2 separate regions of the Homo sapiens genome follow, and region 1 is linked to region 2. Evidence: chromatin loops called from intact Hi-C (ENCODE). Cell type or tissue: heart right ventricle. All regions are shown on one strand. Links, peaks and the distances in the headings refer to the core of each region. The heading gives the core; the rest is flanking DNA.

What was found. Hi-C counts contacts between places; a loop is a spot of excess contacts. Peaks named below come from ENCODE experiments on the same cell type or tissue, not always from the same donor. Only the 100,000 strongest peaks of a DNase experiment are listed, where the experiment ranks them.
Region 1: it touches region 2 in a loop (2.0-fold over the local background); 1 of 110 quality-filtered maps calls a loop at or near these places.

What each region holds. Positions count from the first base shown.
Region 1 is chr6:125,429,627-125,440,720 of GRCh38, reverse strand. The region is part of intron 1 of LOC102723341 (a long non-coding RNA gene); the gene reads left to right. Among named protein-coding and RNA genes, the nearest start is that of HDDC2, 130 kb to the right of the region's middle. RefSeq lists an enhancer at 7,633-7,702. In heart right ventricle, for the core only: no CTCF peak of the experiment used is centred there; no DNase peak of the experiment used is centred there.
Region 2 is chr6:125,335,314-125,346,407 of GRCh38, reverse strand. No RefSeq gene overlaps it. Among named protein-coding and RNA genes, the nearest start is that of HDDC2, 39 kb to the right of the region's middle. In heart right ventricle, for the core only: no CTCF peak of the experiment used is centred there; a DNase peak (open chromatin) is centred at 5,767; H3K27ac peaks cover 1,764 bases.

The DNA.
Region 1 (11,094 bases), core at 2,946-7,945, 95 kb before region 2:
AGGAATAAATACCCATATAATTTTGCAGCTCAATATCTTAAGGTTCAGTTGCAGGGAACAAAATCTACTATTCTGGCTAGATTAAGCAGAAAGAATTTTTTTTTTAAAAGAGTATACATGGCTAAAAGAATGTTTGGAAGGGCTAAACAATCAGATCCTGGGCTGAATTTCTAGAAATAATTCCCAACGTTACACAACAGAACTTGGCTGCCAAGGGAGTCGCTTCTCTTGTTGTGAGCATAAAAACCAATTGATCAATTGGGAAGTTGCTGGAACAACCAAGTTGTCTGTTGTAAGGTACACCAGCAAAGTGGATGCCTTGTTTCCTACTTTTATCCTTTCTAAGCTCAGTTCTGAACCAAGCCTCATATAAATATGTCTGGTTAGTGGAATCTAAATCATAAAAAAATCTAGCTTCAAAGGCATCTGGGAAACGTCATTGTTTAATTTGCAGGTTTTTTTGAGTACAAGAAGACACAGTAGAAAGAGATTTGAATAGATATTGAGCATGCAAATAGCCACCAATATATCCACTATAGAGACAGTTAAATGTTGGGGGTAAGAGTGAAGGTTTAAGGATGATTTTCTGGCTCAATTCAGGTGACTGGGATACCAATAACTGAGCAAGGAAATAGAGGAAGGAGAAAGGCAGCTTTGGCTTTGGTTTCAGATATGCTTGGTTTAAGATGCCAGCAGGTCACACAGGTGGAGATTCCCAGCAGGCAGTTGGATAGACATTTAGCAGAAGTCAAAAATTTGGAGATCTTTTCTTAGACAATAGATAGAGTTAGGAAATAAACTAGATAATCCAAATAGATCATCATAGTAAAATGAAAGAGGGTCGATGATGATACCTATAGAACACCAATGTTGGATTATAGTGTTAAGAAGCAGTCCACAGTATATATTTTGGAATGATGTAATGGGGGAAAAATCAAGAAAGTGCTATTTGCTATTCTGACACCAAGGCATGAGAAAATGGCAGAAACAATGTCAAATGCTGCAAAGATGTCACATAAGGACTAGAAAAATGTCACTAGAAGATGACAATAATAAAGATGCTTGTAACCAATTAGAGAAATAACTCTGTTGGTGGAATGGCAGGTAGAGAAATCATTCAGTGAATTGTGGGGCAATTTGACAATGAAGAAGTGGAGACAAGAGCTAAAGAAGCCAAATTTAAGGAGTTTGACTATGAAAGGCATGGGAGCAATAAGGCCGAAGATGAGAAAACTGAGGAATGAAATTTCTTTTCTTTTTTCCTTTTTTCTTTCTTTCTTTTTTTTTTTTTTTTGAGATGAAGTCTCACTTTGTTGCCCGAGCTGGAGTGCAGTGGTGTGAACTCGGCTCACTGCAACCTCCACCTCTTGGGTTCAAGTGATTCTCCTGCCTCAGCTGCCAAATGATTCTCCTGCCTCAGCTGCCCAAGTAGCTGGGATTACAGGTGCATGCTGCCAAGCCCGGCTAATTTTTGTATTTTTACTGAGATGGGGTTTCACCATGTTGGCCAGGCTGGTCTGAACTCCTAATCTCAAGTGATCCACACGGCTCGGCCTTCCAAAGTGCTGGGATTACAGGCATGAGGCGCCGTGCCCAGCCAGAAAATAATTTTTAAGATGAGAGAAATTTAAGCAGGTTTACAGGCTAAAAAGAAGAATCCAGAAGAGAAGGGAACATTGAGGATGCAGAACAGAAGGGACTCTATGGAGCAAAAATCTAGGAGAGACAGTGTAGTAGACAGAAGAGTATGAAGATGTCCATGTCCTAGTCCCCAGAACCTGAGAATATGCTACCTTCCATGGTACAGGGGACTTCGCATGTGTGATTAAGTTAAAGATTTTGCCATGAAGAGATTTTCCTGGATTAGTTGGATTGGCCCAATGTAATCACAATCTTATAAAATAAAATTAAAAATGAAGCCCCCAGAAGGAGTTTGCCCTGCCAACACCTTGACTTCAGCCAAGGCAAACTGATTTTGGACCTCTACCTCCAGAATGGTTAGAGAATAAATTTGTATTGTTTTAGGACCCCCAATTTGTGGTAATTTGTTATAGCAACAATAAGAAACTAACATAGGCAGGAATCACTGAATCAAAAACAAATGTAGGCATTAGCTCTAAGAAGGTGGGAGAAAAAGTATCCTTCACAGAAAAAGGAAGAAAGAAAGTAAGGATAGGATGGGATGAAGATGTCTTTGTACATACGTAGCACTTGTGTATGGGTGTGTGTTCTACAAAAAGCAGAGCAAGGTTGGAGGCAGGAAAGATGAGTTTCTTGAAGGATGTTGGAGACACGTAATAATGATTTCTCTATTTTCTCAATAAGACAGTAAGTAAGGCTATTTTCTGAAAGTAAGAGAACAGTATGCAATTGCAATATTAATAGAGTTCTGCAAATCATACCTTGTCATTAAGTATTGGGTAAAAGGTTTTTGTTGTTGTTGTTGTTGTTGTTGTTTTTGTTTGTTTGTTTGTTTTGAGACAGACTCTCTCTTTGTCACCCAGGCTGGAGTGCAGTGGTGCGATCTCAGCTCATTGCAACCTATGCCTCCCGGGTTCAAACGATGCGTAGTATGGCAGCAATTAAGATGGAAGTAATGAGGAAAAGGAATACTTATCAATGGAGATTAGAGAGAGCCAAGGTAGGAAGATTTTTAAGAAGAATTTGACGTAACAGACGAATATTAAAACAAATAATAATAATACCTCTAATCCTTTGCATTTGACCAGTTCTCTTTGGCAGTTCTCAGTAGCTACAGAAAAGGTGAATTGCATGATTGAGATAGGATTTAAGGCATGTTGATGGCAGACAGTGAGTAATCTGGAGATCTGGTGTGCTGGTAAAATAGTTGAGTGATGTACAATGGGGTATAGTCTAGTTAAAAAGAAATTGATTAAGAGAGGACTGATAGAGAAAAAGAAGGGTCATGGGAAATGAAGTTTCAATAAAATAGGGAGTAGCTGTGTACCAATCATATGAAAGTGAAATAGGTGGATATGAAGGATGTCGTGAGGTTAGTCAGAGTATTCCAAGATAAAGAGCACTGAGTTACATGGAAGACATTGGTGGGGCTTACTCAACAGTGAGGCTTCTCATCTAATCTTTTTTTTTTTTTCCTTTCTAGCAGAAATTCAATTTTGCTCAGGTACCCTTTTCTTTGTTCAGGTAATCAGCAAGGTTGATTCCTTCCTCAGCCCTAGGGGTCAAATCATGATTGGCTAAGCCAATGGTCTCAAATTTTAGTGTACACTGGAATCACCTGGAGGGCTTCTTGAAACGCAAATTGCTGGGCTCCCTCCTGGCATTTCTCACTCACTTGGTCTTGAGTGAGGCTTGAGAATTTGCAGTTTTAACAAGTTTCTAGGTGATGCTAACGCTGCTAGTCTAGAAGTGGCACTTTAAGAATGACTGGTATAAGCCAACCATGGTGATCTAATCCCCCTCGTTAGTTTAGGCATGGCCATGTGACTAAACCCTAGCCAATGATAACCTAGGGGAAGTCTCCTGTTGAGGTTCCTAGACATGTTTTCCATCTAATATATGGAGACATGAAAGGAAAGAAGTCTTCTTCTTCAGTGAACATGTTTACTTATGAGGTCCCTGGAAGAGCTCCAGCCATTGTAGCCATGAGGACAGGAATTGCCAAAACCCTGAGGATGATGAATACATACTTAGATGGTTTTTACCCCCATACTTAACAACCTCTTTGTGCTACTGACCCACTCTGGAATCACACTTCCTCTGGGCTTGTACTATGTGAGATAATAGATCATCAATGCTTAATCTCCTTTTAGTTGGATTATCTGTTTCATGGAGCTGAGTGTATTTCATTGATACGAATATAATTTTATCTACCTGATAAGCAAATAATTCAAAGGACTAGAGTATCCATTGGCTGATAATGATGTGGGAGAAAATTTGTTGCCAGAGAGAATAATAATCTTTTAAATATGTAATCTGGAGGTATTTATTAAACTTAAAAATACATAAACATTTTAGTGTAAAAATCTTTCTTCCTGAAATTTATCTTATGGAAATAAAAGTACTCATATGAAAAAATACATAATTAAGAGTATTTATTGTAATTTTTGTCTAATCTAAAGTAGAAAGAAATAACATACATGTCAGTAGGGGAATATTGAATCAATTGTGATATATTTACTCTATGAGGTAGTATGCAACTCTTTTAAAAAATTATTTAGGTTTATATCTATTGACCTGAAGAGATACCCCTAATATGCTGTTAATTTGCAAAGAGGTGTATATAATTTTAAAAAATAATAAATCTCAAATATATATTTGTTTAAAATGCAAAAATTAGCCAGGCATGGTGGCGTGTGCCTGTAATCCCAGCTACTGGAGAGGCTGAGGCATGAGAATTGTTTGAACCCAGGAGGCAGAGGTTGCAGTGAGCCGAGATCACACCACTGCACTCCAGCCTGGGTAACACAGAAAGAGTCTGTCTCAAAAACAAAAACAAACAAACAAAAAAACACAAAACTCTTATCCAATACTTAATGACAAGGTCCAACTTGCAGAACGCTATTAATATTGCAAATATATAAAAATTAATGTTGCATATGGACAAGGAGTAGATGATATCAAAGGCAAATTGAAGCATTCATTAAATTAGATTATGTAGTATGGGAAAATTTTTCTTTTTGATTTCAATTATGTTAATTGGTTGCATTAAGGTGACATTAAACATGTGGGACGTTGAAATTTAAAAGTGCAATTGGCAAGGCTTAAGGTATAACAATTGGTATGGACTGGGAAAATAAAGTGAGGGTGAAAGTCCCTGGAGGTGAGGACAACAAAGACCTTTACATCTTTTGCCCAGAAGTCACCAGAGAAAATTCCTCCTGGTGATAACCTGAGCCAAAGTCCTCAATAAAGGAGGGAGAGTTTCCGGGAAAGTGATGGATGACAGAGAAGAGAAAAGAAAAATGACATGAACCTAAAACAGAATTCAGCAAGAAGCTGGGAGACTTTCATTAAGGCAATTTGCTACAATGGGCGTTTTTTGAAATGGCCAAGAATACTCTTGCTTTTCCCTCCCATCCTCCCCCATTCCCTGATTTCAATTACTAAGTGGAGTTTGGGCTCCATTGGGCTGCTCTTTCTGTAGACTCCAACAGGTCAAGTTCTATCATTGCACCTCTACCTGAGCTGCTCCCCAAATCCTATAACCCTGCTTCTGCTTTTGGGCCTACACTCATCCCTCAGGGTAAACTGGAAGTACTTTTGTCTTCATGACTTCCTTGCAGTTCTGACCCCAAAAGTGTGCTCCATATATGAACTCCTAACATAGCTTGGCACTTCTTTGCAGATGGTCATTTATTCCTCCTCAGTGGTTCTCTATCTGTAAATCTTGTTTCATAAGAGCAGTGCCAAAACTTCATCATTCTCTTCAAGCCTTTTGCTCTATCAAGTCCTCATCCTTTTTTCCTTTTTCATTTCACAGAGAGAATAAGATATCAGCTGGAAAACCTCTCACCTTTCTCTCTCTCTTCCGAGTCCTCCTTCATGTTGGCTCATCAAGGAGGAGGTGTCCCTCCATGTGTCAAAGACAGGATCTACTGGCACCTGGATTTTCTTCTGTTATTCACTGAGCTTCTTGATGTTCCAGCAGTATCCTAGTTGCTGACCAGACAGTAATGAATCACACAAATGTAGCCCCTGTCCTCACAGAGGTTAGGATCTGATGGAGAGCAGGCATTTGTAATTATAAATAGGATGAGTGTTACGTCATGCAGGGATTCTCTCTCCTCCTGTCTTCTTGGAAACTGCTAATGATTATCTCCTGCTGTCTTTATTATCTCTAAACTCTTTTCTATAACATCCCCCAAATGAACATTTATATTTGGGGTCTCATCTTAAATGTAACAATTCCTTTACCCATACTTTTCTTCAAATACAGTTCTACGTTTTCCTCCATTCCACAGCAAGACATCTAGAAAGAGTTGCTTATGATCACTGTATTCTTTATAGTACTTCTCCTTGACACTTGGCTTCTGAAACACTCCCCTGCTGCCACCACCACATCCCAGAACCTCTCTTACCAAAAACGATGACTGTGACTTTGGTGAACTCAATGCACATCTTTCAGTTCTTGTTTGACCTCTTGGCAATGTTTAATGTTGTTATCACTGCCTGCTTTTCCAAACCATCTTTGTTTGGCTTTAGATATTCCACAGTCTCCCCAATTCCTCTCACCACTTTTGCTCTCTATTTTCATCTGCCTTTCAGGTTCATCTTCCACCATTAGACATTTAAGGTTCCAGGTCTCCCTGCTTTCACTTGATATTTTTTACCTAGGCAATCTCATCCATTTGTAACCCCTAGGTTAACATCTCCAGATGACATTTCTGTTAGAGTAGGCAGCTTAAGTCAGGCATGAGCAGGGCAGGAGGGGCCCTTGCTTGACCAGGAATGTCATGAGACCATCAGGTGATGGTCAGGCGGTTGTTAAGCTGGCTCTCTAAAATAATAATTGGTTGCAGCTGACGCCAGGAAAAGGCCTTCTCTCAATAGGTGGAAAACCTGAAACTGGTGACCTGCTTCCTGAGGAGATCTCAGGAGTTGGGCAAATGGGCTCAGGCATGTGCACTAAGGGGCAAAATGGATGATGACCTTCCTCTAGGGGCACTGGATGGGTAAGGGGAAAATGCCTCAAGTGAGCATGCGTACAACTTTAGTAAACATACCATGCCCATGCTCCCCTCCCAATGCTGGCAGGCCACTGTGCATGCAGACAACCCACCCCAAGGGAAGAATCGGGGAGAAGAGATGCAAGACCCCAGAAGCATGCCAGTGAATAAAACTCCAAGCCACAGGTCAAACAGTGCACTTGATCTCTCAAGTCTCCTGCTTGATCCTCTTCCAAATGTACTTTACTTCCTTTCATTCCTGTTCTAAAGCTTTTTAATAAACTTTCATTCCTGCTCTAAAACTTGCCTCAGTCTCTCACTCTGCCTTATGCCCCTTGGTCAAATTCTTTCTTCTGAGGAGGCAAGAATTAAGGCTACTGCAGACCCATATGGATTCGCTGCCTGTAACATTTCCACATTTATATTTCCAGTTCAGATTCCCTCTTGGAATTTCAGACTAGTAAATCCAACAGCCTTTGTGCAATTCCCTCTGGGAATGTTTCTCAGAATCCTGGACCAGCTTAGGGCCCCTTATAATGTGCTCCCATATCACCTCGTATTTCACACTATTCTTGTTTTTTTTTTTTTTTACTACTTTGTTGTGACTTTATTATCTGTATTCATCCCTGGAGTATATTCTATGAAGGCAGGAACCCCAGACAATGTCTGTCTTATTCATCACTGTATCTGCAGTATCCAGTAAAGTGCTTGGTATGTAATGTTAAGTTTAGCCTACAGCTAGCTGCCTCCTTACATGCTTTAAGTTCAGGCTAATGGTTTCTGCATACAAAGTGAACTGTAACCTAACTGGATTGGTAAACAGACTGCAACCTGCTCTTGCACCAATCACTGAGTTTTGGCCAATCACAGGAAGTCAGCGGTTCAAACTGTATTCAAATAAGGCAAATGCTCAGCTGTAACCAATCCAACAATCCAACTGTTTCTGTACCTCACTTCTGTTTTCTGTACATCACTTTCCTTTTTCTGCCCATAAATCTTCTCTGACCCGTGGCAGTGCAGAGTTTCTCAGAATCTATTCTGGTTCACAAGGAGTCGGTGGTGGGGATGTCGGGGGTGGAGGGAGCTGCTGGATTCTCGAATTCTTCTTTGCTCAGATAACCTCTTTTAAATTTAATTTATCTAAAGTTTTTCTTGTCACAGTAATTACTACTGATTGAAAGCCTGGGTTGATAAATTTAACAATTCAATTTAAGCCATTGTTAGAGTTATCTCATTTGTTTTAAAGAGCATCAATATTAGCATGCATTTTATCTGTTGCAGTATCATAGTCTTTTCATGACTGATACTTTTGTCAAATACAATAAAAACAAATTACTAGAAAAATGAAGCAAACAATAACAAAAAAGACACACAAAATGCATGTCCACATTTTTCATTACTAGATTCAACAGACTTGATATTATGAAAGGTTTCTAAATGTTCCCTCTCAATTTCTGTAATTTTCTTGGTGCTGAACAGTGACAAAGAGTTCACAGACCAGCACTGGACAGCAGATCCTACTTGGAGTAGCCCTGGACTCAGTGACAGAGGTAGTCACACCTCTTAGCTTTTTTGCATTTTTCCTAGTCATTTTATTTGCTGAATAACTCCCTCTCATAATTGTAAGGAAAGAAAAATAATTTTCTCTCTACCCTGAATAGTTCTTAATCAGTGTGAACCCCTGTAACAAAAGACAGAGTAACAAGAGAGAAAAAAACCAGAAGTTTATTAGCATGTATGCCTCATATATACATGGGAAACACCCTGAGAAATGAGTAAATTACTAAAAGGTGGCTTTGAAATCAGGCTTTAATAGCCTCACCTGCTGAAACAAAGGAAGGAGGATGTGGGGGGGAGGCCCAGCAGATCATGGTAAGCAAGGGTAAGATGTGTTATGTAGATTTAAGTCAGTGCCTTTTCCATTGATGAGTCTCTAGTAATTTTTGTCATTCTCTGCTTCATGGTACAGAGAGGGAGGCATCTTTACAAATGGAGATTTCCTTTATAGAAATAAATTTCCCTTATAAAAGAATAAAAGAGTAACTTGTCCAGTCAGCCCTTCCTACCCCTGGGTTCCACATCTGTGGATTCAACCAACTCTGGTTTGAAAATATTTGAGAAAAAAACAAGCATCTGTACCAGACATGTACAGCCTTTTTTCTATTCATTATTCTCTATGTAATACAGTATAACAACATAGTTGTTTATACAGCATTTACATTATATTAGATATTATAAGCAATCTAGAGATGATTTAAAGTATATGGGAGGATGTGGATAGGTTATATGCATATATTATGCCATTTTATATCAGGGACTTGAGTATCCATGGATTTTGCTGTCCATGGGGGTCCTGGAACCAATCCCCCACAGATACTGTGGGACAACTGTACTCTGATTTCAGAGCATCTCTCATGTCTGCAGTTTCTCAAAATAATCCTTGTGCCAAAAAGGCATATTTTGAGATGGCTTGTTCTCGTCTCCTACATAGTTAAACCCTAAAGTGGCAGTGGAGGGTACAGATGTCAAGCAGGTGCTCTGAGATGGTGGGGAACATCAGTGTGCATGTGTGCCACAGGGGACCTGCCAGGCTGCTTGTGCTATGTGACTATTGTAGTCCTAATAGAGTTGCCACAGAGTCAGGGCCCACTGTTGTGCAGCCTTATCCTTGGCACTGAATGCTTTAAAACCAAAGGACTTCCTGAAAAACTCTTATCCTTTCATAGCTTATCACTACTGTCTCCAGAATCCTTCAAATATTACAATTTTTATGACCTTTAGAAAATGCTTGCACTGTTTCTAATAAACATGGGAACTGCAACTTCTCATGGAATTGCCAACTGTTTTATTTTTTTCAAATTTTCTAAGACCAAATATCTATGGATACAAAAAGTTCAGCATGACAAGATCTACTGTTCTCCCACATAATTTTTCATGGTAAGACTATGGGGAAGTTTCAACCTCTTCCCTTTTGTCAATTTTGGAGTATTTCTTTGTTTCATATTTGAACAACCAAAAAAAGCCCAGCCACACACCAGAACCTCATTTTATCTCAAGCAGAAGCTGCTGAACAGAAAGCTCAGCTTTTAAAAGTCTTGTTAGGATTGCCAGATTTAATAAATATAAATGCGAGACATCTAGTAAAATTTGAATGTGAGATAAACAACAAAACATTTAATATGGACATGGACATGATGGGCCTGTCCTTTGTGTGGAATACACTTATACTAAAAATTTATTCTCAATTTTCAGTCAAATTTAATTGAATGTCTTGTATTTTATCTGGTAATGCTGTCTCATGTAAATTATTTTGTTTAGATGGGAACGTTTTCCTATGTTACTACTGTGTGGTTTTTGTCTTGTTTTTTTTGAGGTTTGGTGGATTTTTTTCACTACTTGAACACACTTTTTAAAAGGCTCTCTGCCACTTCCAGCTCATTATCAATGACGCCATTAGCATCACCATAGCTTTAAATTATGTTAAAACAGGATTAGAACTACTGACAAATTGTAAAAGCAAGAGACTCCCAAGGAAGTAAGGATCAAATTATGATCAAGAAAGGAAAGGAAGGAAATGCCAGCCTCAGTCTGTAGATAATGCTCAGCATAGTGAATGCTCTGTGATAGAGTCAGACACAGAATACCCTTGGGAGGCCGATGGGCACTCAGCCTCACATTTCACAGATGGAGAAACTTGAACACAAAGGAAGTTAGTGGCTTTTTCAGTGGGGCAGGAAGCAGGTGTGTAAAGGAATGGGAGAAGAGAAGAGAAAAAAAGTCTTCCAAAACTCAGTCTTACCTACCAAAGCATGAAGAACACAGACATCACAAATATGTGGATATTTTTATTAAAATATTCTTCTATCTGGGCATGCTGGCATGCTCCTGTATTCTCAGCTACTTGGGAGGCTTAGGAGAGAGAATCACTTGAGGCCATGAATTTGAGGCTACAGTGCACCGTGATCGCACCTGTGAATAGTGATTGCATTCCAGCTTGGGCAACATAGCAAGACCATATCTCTAAAAAATTTTTAAATAGTTTTCTTCTAGACAGTGAGAAAGTTTTACCTCTACAGTTACCACCCTTTATAAGCACAAATCATGGAATCAACACATTCTAAAATTTGAAAGCATATTACAGAACATTTATTCCAATCTCTTCATTACGTTGATGGAGGAACTGTGAGGCCAAGAGGTTACATGGCTTTACTGAGTTTTATAACTTGTAGAAATCCACCTGGGTCCAGGACTAAGGATTTCTACAACTCAGTGTTTTCAATCCAGCTTCTTTTAAATTAACAATTGATCCATAAGATATAGAAAAAAACAAGGGTCAGTCTCCTCAACCAAGGAAAGTGACTCAAATGAATTGGGAAATAATGGGATCTTAAAATGTCCCTCTCTTTTCAGTAACCTTAGGAATTGCCATCTAAGAATAGAGTCT
Region 2 (11,094 bases), core at 3,355-8,354:
CTCCCCCCAGCTCCGCCCCGGCACTCTCACCCCCAGCCCCCAAGGCTCCCTTGAGTTTGTTTTCTCTCAAGGAAGCTGCAGCCGAGGTACTCCTCCGCCATCTCTGGACATCTGCTTGGCTTGTCTATTTTCTGCTACAGGCAGAGGACAGGAAGGAAGAGTTTGTTTCCTGTAAATAGAGGGAGAGAAAATTACAGCTATTATTGTTTTGACAACGGAAGCCCTCCCTGAAACTTGTACCACGGTTCTTTCCTGACAGGCAGCAGGTCTGAGTTGCCGACTCTCGGCAGAAATTCCTCCCAAGGTGTCCCCGAGGAAAGCTGAAAGCCTTGATGGCTTTGCATTAGACGTCTAATGGCATAAGATGTAATTCTGGGCAATCTTGATATTGGGCTGTGGAAATGGAATGCAGCCTGTGTTTTGATGAATGTTTTGATACAAGCCTCTCCTACCCCAAGTGAGCATGCTGGATCCTGACCCTTAAGCACACACGCAGGTTTATGCAAACACACACCCCAGGGTGGAAAATGCCTTGATAAGGCAAATTATTTATGTTTATCTTTTTAAAATCACCCCCTGTTCCCTGCTCTCCCAAACTTTATTTCTTTTGAAGATTCCTCGACTTTTTACACTAAATATAGGTACATGTATATTCAATGCGAAGCTACAAAATTACCACTATATATAGGGTATCCTACCTTCTATTTTCAACATTTGATGTGTTCACATGTTGTTGGGAATGTATTTGACCATGATCCTCAGACATACATTTGTAATTTTTGTAAGTGTTAAATTCATCTTTTACCTGATTGGTATTGGATATCTTAAAAGAAAGGAGGCAAGGAGCTAACCACCACTATTGGGTTGGGAAACAGAAGAAAACCTACTATTAATACTCTGTCCACTTACTAACGAGAATGAGATTTGTTACTCCAAGGGATGATTATCTCCTACTGGTAGGAGAAATAAACTTAATTGTGATGATTGAAACAGAATTCTTTTTTAATCAAATATATTAAGAAGGGGTTGTTTAGATTTATTTGATGAACTTGCAACAATAATAGAACTCCTGACATAGGATTAAGTTAATGAGATTATTTTTATTATTGGCTATCTGAATACACCACCCTTTGGTTGTCCTCACTCACTGGCTGCTCCTTTGTAGTATTGTTTGCTGGTACCTTGTCCTCTGCTCTATCTGCAGATGATAGTATGTCCCGAAGCTCAATGCTGGCCCCTATTCACTTTTCCATCTAGGCCTATGGCTTCAATATCTATATGGTTTCCCAGTTTGTGACTCCAGGCTTCACCTGACACGTGAATGCCAGGTTCTTAGAAGCTACGGCATATCTGACACATCCACTTGGCTGTCTAATAGACATCTCAAACTTCACATGCCTAAAACCAGACTCTTGTTTCCCCATCCCCAAAGCTGCATCCCATCGCAATAATTGCTACCGCCATTCTCCTAGCTGCACAATCAGGAAGTCATCCCTAATTCTTCTTTTCCCCATATCTCCCTATCCAATCTACCAGCAATTTCTCTTAACTCTACTGCCAACCTACATCCTCCATTTGTCTATCTTTCTCCAACCCCACTGCTACTATCCTAATCGAAGCCGCCATTGTCTTTCACCTGGACTACTGCAGTAGCCCCCATCTGATAGCTCCACTTAGAGGCTTGCACAACTCAAATCTTTCCACACAGAGCAGCTAGAGTGATCTTTTGAAAATGTAAACGGGGACATGTCATTTCCTTACTTAAAGCCCTTCAGTGGCTTCCCATCAAACCTCAGAATAAAATCCAAACACCTCACCTTGACATAGCCCTGCCCCTGATTATGTCTTCTGCATAACATAACCCCCTTTACTCACACACTTTATCCATCTTTCTCTTCTCCAGAGAATGTTTCTCTCCCTAGAACCTCTGCTGAGAATGCTCTTCCCATGGAATTGTATGTCCTTGGCTTCTTTTGATACTCAGGTGTGAGATTAGATCTCACCTTCTAAGAGAAGCCTAGTGCTTTTCTCAATTCTTTCTATCATTGAACTTATCACTACTTGGTGATTTCTTATTTATTTACTTGTTTGTTTTCGTTTCCCTGCAACTGTATCATAAGCTTATGTGAGCTGAGGCCTTGTCTTCATGTCCAATGTTGCAGCCTAGTGCCTAGAAGAGCCCCCCTCTTCTAGTGCAGTGATGCTCAATGACTGTTGAATAAATGACAGAACCAATAAACATACTACTAGGAGCCCTGATCTGTTCTGGGATACCTGGAAAGACTTTCCTGAAGAATGTTGTCTGAGTGGAATTCTGAATGATGCACGGTAATCAATGGGAAGAATTCAGGGAGGAAAACAGGAGAGAAAAGTGTTCTAGACAGAGGAAACAATAAGTGCAAAAACCTGGAGTTGAGAGGAGCAAAGTGCATTGGTTACACCTTCATAGTAAGAAGGTACCATGTTTGGAGTGCAAGAAGGGGGACAGCAGTGTAAGCTGAAACTTACAGAAGTATTCCGGACTTCTAGGCCAAGTTGGGGATTTCAGGCTTTACTTTGAGAACTTCGGAAAACCATTGCACATTTGAACAGGCAGGTGGCATACTATTTGCTCTCCAAAAAGTTGCCTTTGGCTGCAGTGTAAAAAAAGAGGATGGGGTGGAAGTCAGTGTGGCTGTTGTCCTTCCTGCCATTAGACGGCTGCTGCAGTAATTTAGAGGAAAGATTATAGTAATTTGGACTAAACTAGTGGCGAAGGAGATGAAGAAATTAAAATAGATTCCAGAGATATTTAGGAGGTAAAATAAAATAGTGGCGTTTAATTAGATAAAAGTAGAATGATGAAGATGGAGAGAGATGGAGACGTTAAGCTTGAAGCACAGGTTTTTGACTTGGATGGAGGATAGCAACATTCCTGGAGGCAGGGACATGAAAGAGAGTTGGAATGACAAAAAATATCACCAGCTTGGTTTTCTGTATGTTCAGTTTGACTGTCTTTAAGATAGCCAATTGGGGATGTAGAGGCAGACAGTTTGATTCATCAGTAGATGCTCAAAGAAAAAGTATGTTGGGAAGGAGGTATAAATTCAAGAACACGGTGTACAGCCTATGAACACTTTGATAACAAAAACCACTCTGTATAATTTATATTTTCCATAAAGTTCAACACAAAAATATAAGCTACCGTAGCTACTGCAAATAGTAAATATGTATGAAAGGAAATGGTACAGATCATTTTAAAGAAGGAAAATAAATATTCACTGGGAAAGTGTCTTATTTAAAATATAGTTTTTAAAAGTAAATGATAGGAAGATCATATATTTAAAAACATTTTTAAATTTATTTTTTTGAGAGAAAATCTTGCTCTGCCACCCACACATGAGTGCAATGGTGTAATCTTGGCTCACTGCAACCTCCACCTCCCAGGTTCAAACGATTTTCGTGCCTCAGCCTCCCAAGCAGCTTGGACCACAGGCACACACCACCACACTCGGCTAATTTTTTGTATTTTTAGTAGAGATGGGGGTTTCATCATGTTGACCTGGCTAGTCTCAAACTCCCGACCTCAAGTGATCCGCTTGCCTAGGCCTCCCACAGTGCTGGGATTACAGGCATGAGTCACTGTGCATGGTCTATTTTAAGTTTTCTATAAACATTTTTTTTCTGCCAAAATTTGAAATTGGTTAAAAATTGTCACATTAAAAACTCCCCCAAAGCCAGGTGTGGGGGTTCACACCTATAATCCCCGCACTTTAGGAGGCTGATGTGGGCAGATCACTTGAGGTCAGGAGTTCGAGACCAGCCTGGTCAACATGGTGAAACCCTGCCTCCACTAAAAGTACAAAAATTAGCCGTGTGCAGTGGTGCATGCCTGTTGTCCCAGCTACTCAGGAGGCTGAGGCAAGAGAATCACTTGAACCCAGGAGGCAGAGGTTGCAGTGAGCCAAGATCGCACCACTGCACTCCAGCCTAGGCGACACAGCAAGACTCCCACTCAAAAAAAAAAGAAAAAAAAAATCCCCCAAAGACATCTTTGTTCATGGGCAAGTTTACTACAGTATCAAAATTAGGCTAGTAATGAGAAAAATATATGCTAAATAAAAATATTTTCTATAATCTATCACAGCTCTCTCTGGGTTGAAGAATCATAATGAAAGAGAACATTTTCCTTACTTCCAAAGCAGTGCACAAAGTAGTAATTGTCCACCTTGCAATTCTGACTAATCCTCCATGTTACTCAAAACACATACATTGATTACAGTAGGAGAGTAGGAGTGCATGAGCTTATTGTGCTTGAATTTGAATTGTTTTAAGTGAGACAGAAACCTGAGTGTGAAAGTGTGACAGAAGATACAGGAAGGATCATAAGTGTGAGGGTATCTATTTCATGAACGTGAGCTACAGTATTATTTTCCTAGGGTTGCCATACAAAACACCACAAACTGGGTGGCTTAAATATCAGAAATGTATTCTCTCTCTGGTCTGGAGTGTAGAAGTCCAATGTCAAAGTGGTGGCAGGGCCACTCTCCCTCCAAATCCTCTAAGAGAGGATCATTCCTTACCTCTTATACCCCCAGGCATTCCTTGGCTTGTGGCAGCATAACTCCAATGTGTATGCATCATCACACGGCTGTCTTCCCTCTGTGTCTATGTGTCTTTGCGTCTTCATATGGCATTTTCCTCCCTATGTTTCTGCTTTCTCTTTTTATAAGGACACCAGTCATATTGGATTAGGGCCCACCCTAACCAAGTATGACCTCATCTTAATTTATTACATCTGCAAATACCCTATTTCCAAACAAACTCACATTCACAGACACCAGGGTTTAAAACTTTAATATTTCTTTGGGGTGGGTGGCCAAAATTCAACCTGTAACATGAACCATGGATGCCAATGAAAATGTGTGTGTGAAGTTACAAGTGTGGGCTGAGTGTATGAGTGTGTGTGAGTTTTTGTGTGAAGGCGTGTGCACATAGTAAAGAACTATAACCAAGTAACCCATTCGTTGATCTCTAACCTGCTTCCAGGTTCTTGCTTTCAGTGGTTGCTTGGCTAGCTTTTATGCTGTCCCATGACTCCATTCACAATGAGTAATGGATAGTTTCCAGGCCTTCACTCCCACTTTTAATGAATACCAACGCTAATTAACTGACAGTAACATGTAGCTGCTCTTGGCTGCATGCATCTCTCACTGAGGTCATAATGGCTGTTGGTAATGTAATTTATTACTGTGTAAGGCACACTCTGGGACTCTCAATGTGAAGACTATTTTTGCAAGTGCCAAAGCATTGCAAAGCAGGCCTTTCATGGTAAGGTAATATGTTCCATAGCTTCTGGGCCTTGGCATAATGACGCATCAAAGTCACTATGACTTTGGTTCTACAGGAATCCTGTAAAGATTTCCAACCACTGTACCATCTGCTGGGAAGGACAGAAGACCACTGTTTGAAGAAGGACTATTGCTTAGATCCTGGAATCAGAAACAGCAACAGAACGTCCTAAATGATCAGAACACCACATACCATTATTATTGTTGTTGTTTGCCTTAGAATTGTTTTGAGAGTGACAAAATTACATCTCAAGGAGAAAAAACATCAAAGCAATACCAAGAATTTCTGTTTAGGGGAATAGAAGGCACTCAAGCCCTTGTATGTCCTACAATGAGGTCACTCAGGCAGCCTGCTTGAGGACCCAGCTCTGTACTCCCTGTGAACTCTACCAAATTAGCTTTACACGACGCAGCCATCTTGCTTCTCTAGAGGATCAAAGTAACTGGACCCAGGCCCAGTGTTCTGCTGATAACCAGTCACAGGATACGTTTGCACCCTGTTCTGCTCCTAGTACACCATGCTGCAGATTCCTCTGTATTTCCCAGTTTATATCCATACAGGGAACTTGGGTTCACATATTTCCTTCTATTATCTGAACTAATCTGGTGACCTGAGATCATTTATGTACCCTACACTCTTGTTACAATGCTCTGGAACTATGTAACTATTTTTTTCTCATGTATGGGGCTACTGTTCCCAACCAAGTCCTTTTATCCTTCCTATAATAACTTTTGTAATAGTAACAGCACCTCCTTGTAACACTTAAAATGCTTGTCTCACAAGGGCAGCCTGACAAGGGAAAGTATGTCAATATGATTTTTAAATGACAGCTGAATAGTGAAAAATCACAAGACTATCTAGTCAAAGTAATAACTAACAATAACAGTGAGAAAGATATATCACCATAAAAAATAAAAAATTGGAGAGAATAAGATGAGTTAGAATGGAATTTTAGCTGCTCAACAATGGGTGTCACTGGCTGATGTGCCACACTTGGCACGCTATATGAATACATAGTAACTGTGACCATAAAATATAGAAACTGACTTTTAAAAAATGCCAGAGCTTAAATATCCAAATTATTTTCCTCAACCCTGAAATCACGTGGTTTTTCCAGTGCTACTATATTTATCTAAAAGCCTTGTGAAACTACTCTTTTAGAAACACTGTTGAATTGAGTTTGTGAAAACTAAGAACAAAAAGCAGGCTCATTACTTTGTAGTCACATCTTAAATTTGTCATCAAAGTGTTTAATCATCTTGATTACTCATCATATTCAGAGAGTTAGTTCCAAGAAACCTGAAAAATCAAGCCAGATCTCTTTGAATGAACATTTACTGTCACATTTTTAACTTTATCAGATTTTCTTAATAACAAAAGTGATGTAGGCTCAGTAGAAGTCAAAAAAATGTATAAGGAAAAAATAATCTCCATTCTCTTTCCTTTTTCTAATCTTACTCTACTGAGCTAATATAATATCTATGCTAAAGAATAATTAACAGTTATCTGTATTAACCTGGAGGGATGTCAAGATATATTTTAAATAAAAAAGAAAGAATGATATATAGTCAGCACTTCACGTCTACAGGTTCCACATCTGAGGATCCAAGCAACCACAAATAAAAAGTATTTGGAGAAAAAATAAATAAAAATGACAATACAACAATAAAAATAATACAAATAAGAAAAATAAGAAAAACAATATTCTGTAACAACTACTTATAGCATTTACATTGTATTAGTATTATAAGTAATCTACAGATGATTTAAAGTATATGGGTTATATGAAAATACTATGCCATTTTATATCAGGGACTTGAGCATTGCAAACTTTGGTATCACACAGGTCCTGAAACCAATCCCCTGAGGATACCAAAGAATGACTGTATACAGTATGACTCTATGTTTTTAAAAAATTGTATCTATACATGTATAGATCTATAGTATGGATATACCAAATTTTATTCAAACACTGCCCTGTAGATGGTCAGGATATTTGCAATTTATTGCCTCTACAAGAAATGCTGCCAGAGACTTCCTTAATCATGAGCCTTTATGCCTGGGTGCCTTTATTTCTGTAGAAGAGATTCCCTAAGGTAGAATTGCTGGGTCAAAATGTACATATCATTACCCCTAGGAAGAGGAAAAATGCACAGAATTAATAAAGCGTTACTGAAATTTAATTAATAGAAAAATTTAAAGCCCAATCTGTGTTTCCCTGTGCCCATGACCAGAGAATACAAGTCATATAATTTAGTGTCTCCAACCATTCATGAGAGAGAGAATACTCTGAATACTTTGCACAATAAGAAAAGCCAAGGTCATTACTGGAGAAAGGTTCTAGTGGGCTTCATAATGTATACATACTGAGTGCTTCCTCTCTGCCAGGGATAGTCATAGGCATAAGAGACATAGAAATGGATAAACTGGTCCCTGGTCCCAAGGAGGTTAAGGGTCTGATAGAGGAGACAGACCAGGAATCACATTTACAGTACACTGTGAGAAGAGTGATGACAGAGACATGTACAGGTTGCACTGGAAACCCAGACATGGGTCACCCACAGTTCTTAAGATTGTCTAAAATACATGCAGAGTCATCACACATAGCCAAGAAAGCACATACAGCTGAATGTACAATTTGCTAAAAAGCTCAGTGATTAAGTACTAAAAGCTCAATGATTAAGTCAAGTGGCAAGACACGGGCCAATAAATGATCTAATAACAAGTTAAACTTTACAAGGTTATATTTAAGTTCTTTATTTTGAGAGGCCTAAAGACAGACTTACATATATTTATAGTGTAACTTTATAATGCTCATATTGGGGATAGGAACAAACACAACTTTCCAACTTGTAAAATCAATTTATTAAATGAAATTTTTTTTGACCCCCAGTATATCCACATCCATATAATAATAAGACATTGTATAATGGGTTTTGACCATATTTCTACAATCTTAATAAGCAAAAGTCATTGAAAACACAACTCTTACTTTATGATTTGGTTTTTGTTGACAGGAGTGGATTTCCACATGACACAACAATTACTGTTTAATTTAGCTTTAAAGATGAGCTATAAAATAAAAGAATCCAGGGAATATATTTTTAAACTGATGATGTGTTGGCTTCAAGAACATCTGCATAATCCACTTAGAAGGAAATGGTAAATGATGTGAGTGTAAAGAAGCACTTCATAAAACATTTCCATCAATGCTTTTTTTTTTTGAGACAGAGTCTCGCTCTGTTGCCAGCTGGGGTGCAGTGGCGAAATCTCAGCTCACTGCAACCTCCTCCGCCTCCCGGGTTCAAGCGATTCTCCTGCCTCAACCTCCTGAGTAGCTGGGATTACAGGCACACACCACCACGCCCAGCTAATTTTTGTATTTTTAGTAGAGACGGGGTTTCACCATGTTGGCCAGGCTGGTCTCGATCTCTTGACCTCGTGATCCAACTGCCTTGGCCTCCCAAAGTGCTGAGATTACAGGCGTGAGCCACCGTGCACAGCCCATCAATGCTTATTTTTAATCTAAAAATATATAGTGTATAAAAGCAAAAATTTAACACTTGAGCTTTTCTTTGGAAAACTCTGGTTTTCTCAGTCTCCCTGCCTATGCCCAACAGAGGAGAGAGATTTGCTCGTTTTACATTTGTTTCTATAACATAAAGAATTCTTAAATAGTTTGCTTAAGTGAAATATTGTATACCTACACTGAGCACCTTCTCACAAAGGAATTAAAAATCAGATTTTCCCCCCCAAGGTCATTTTGCAAGGACTACAGTATATCAGTGCATAGCACTTATCTACACACCCTCAGACAATTCCTTCTTCCCTCCATCTCTCCCTTTCTTCCCTCCTTCCTTCCTTGCTTCCTCTTTTTTTTCAACAGTATTAAGCAGTAACAATTGAATGCTTATCATGGTGCTATCTACACAGATTCCAAAAGCAATCTATTCCATTAAAGGGTTTCATAACACAGTGCAGTATTAGATTATAAATATACATAATTACGTTTAGAAGAGTTGAACACTTCTGGTTCAGTGTTGTTTAATAATTATATCAATAGTATGAATGATTAAATAGAAGTCTGGTTTCCTAGGAAGCAAAACTGTTCTTCTGCCCTTGAGGATAAGTTCTGAATCCCAAAAGATCATAGTAAATTGGAAATGTGGTTAGATGAAAATAGATTAAAATCAATGAGAAAAACTGCCTGCTAATTTAGAAGTAGGAAAACTATACTATTCGAATGAAATTATTCAGAATAGCTTTTTATGTGAAACAATGACAGAAAAGTATCACTTGCAGTGAATACAAAATGATTATTATAGTCATGTAGAATAGTCACTAGTCACTTTTTCAGGGTGAGCATAATAGTTTGTAGGAGTCCAGAGGTAGTTCTTGCTTGATATTCACTCACAATATTACCAAAGCACACTAATCAGTTGGGATACACTAATTCAAAGAAACACTGACAAGCTTATAGAAGACTCACAGATATGTCTATATTTGTGATATAAATATTAATTTTTTAATAGAGGCATTAAGTAGCCCCTGAGTATATTCACAGCATGACTCCACAGCGCCATTCTCTATCCCCGTTGAGGATGGACAAGGAGGTAAAGGAAACAGACAAGGAATAAAAGCTGCCTCTGTGGTTTGAGATCAGATCAATTCCTCATCTTTCTGAAATGTTTGCATGGTCCTTCCTAGAAATGGAAAGGAGCAAAAATCAAAACACTGACTTTAAAGCTATTTAATAAGCAAGCAGCTTGTCAGGAACTGTGAAAGCATAGCTATATTTCTTCCAACTTTTGATTAGAGAAATCTGTAGATATGGATTACTTACATATAACAGAGGCTTATAATGTACCCGAGGGAGAGTTTTATGTTTTATTTATTCTTTTGTTTTATAATCTTCCTTCCATCACATTGGGTTTTAAACACTTTTCAAGGATTCTGGGTAGCTGCTAGTGAGAGATGTATGGTTTTTAAATATTCTTGAGTCCTCTCATAAAGCACAGGCAGAGCAAGTATGATAGCAAAACCATAATCCCTTGGGCAATGTGCGCAGCAAACAGGTGACAAGATATCCCCTACAAACCCCTAGATACTGGGAGACGAAGCACCCACAGCTGCAAGACCAATGCAAGGTCATCCTCAATGAAGGAAGAAGTAAGGTCAACTGGGAATCGGCATCCCTGAGAATAAGAGAACCCAATGAACACTCCCTGGAGGCCCCGTGCCAGCTGAGAGAGTGGCTTAGGTTACTTTTGTTCCACCAAAGCTCCCTTCCAGGACAAAATCCCACAATGAGGAGAAATTGCTAGGGGAGAATCCAAATTGGGCAGGATGCGGCAAAAGGAACAGAAGAAAGAGAAGGTTCCGATACGTTCCATGAAAACAACAGAAAAGGGGACATTAGAGGCCTCAAATTAGAAAAGCTACCCTAACTACCATCCCACTGGAAATGATGGAAAGCTCATTTTCCTTAAAAATTAACATCCAAAAAAACATGAGAGTTGAACTTATACAAAGATATTACTTGAGACAGAGAGAGGCAAAACACCTAGGCAAACAATTAAAATGTGTCAAAAGGAATACTTACAAAAGATAAAAAGTGTAATATAATATTTAGCAGCCACTTAGATGAAACACAATAGAAGACAATAAAGAATAACAAATCAGAATTAAGAAAAACTAAAAAATGAGATAACTGAAGAAAATGAAAATTTGAAAAGGCGACAGAATTTATAAAAGATTTTAAAA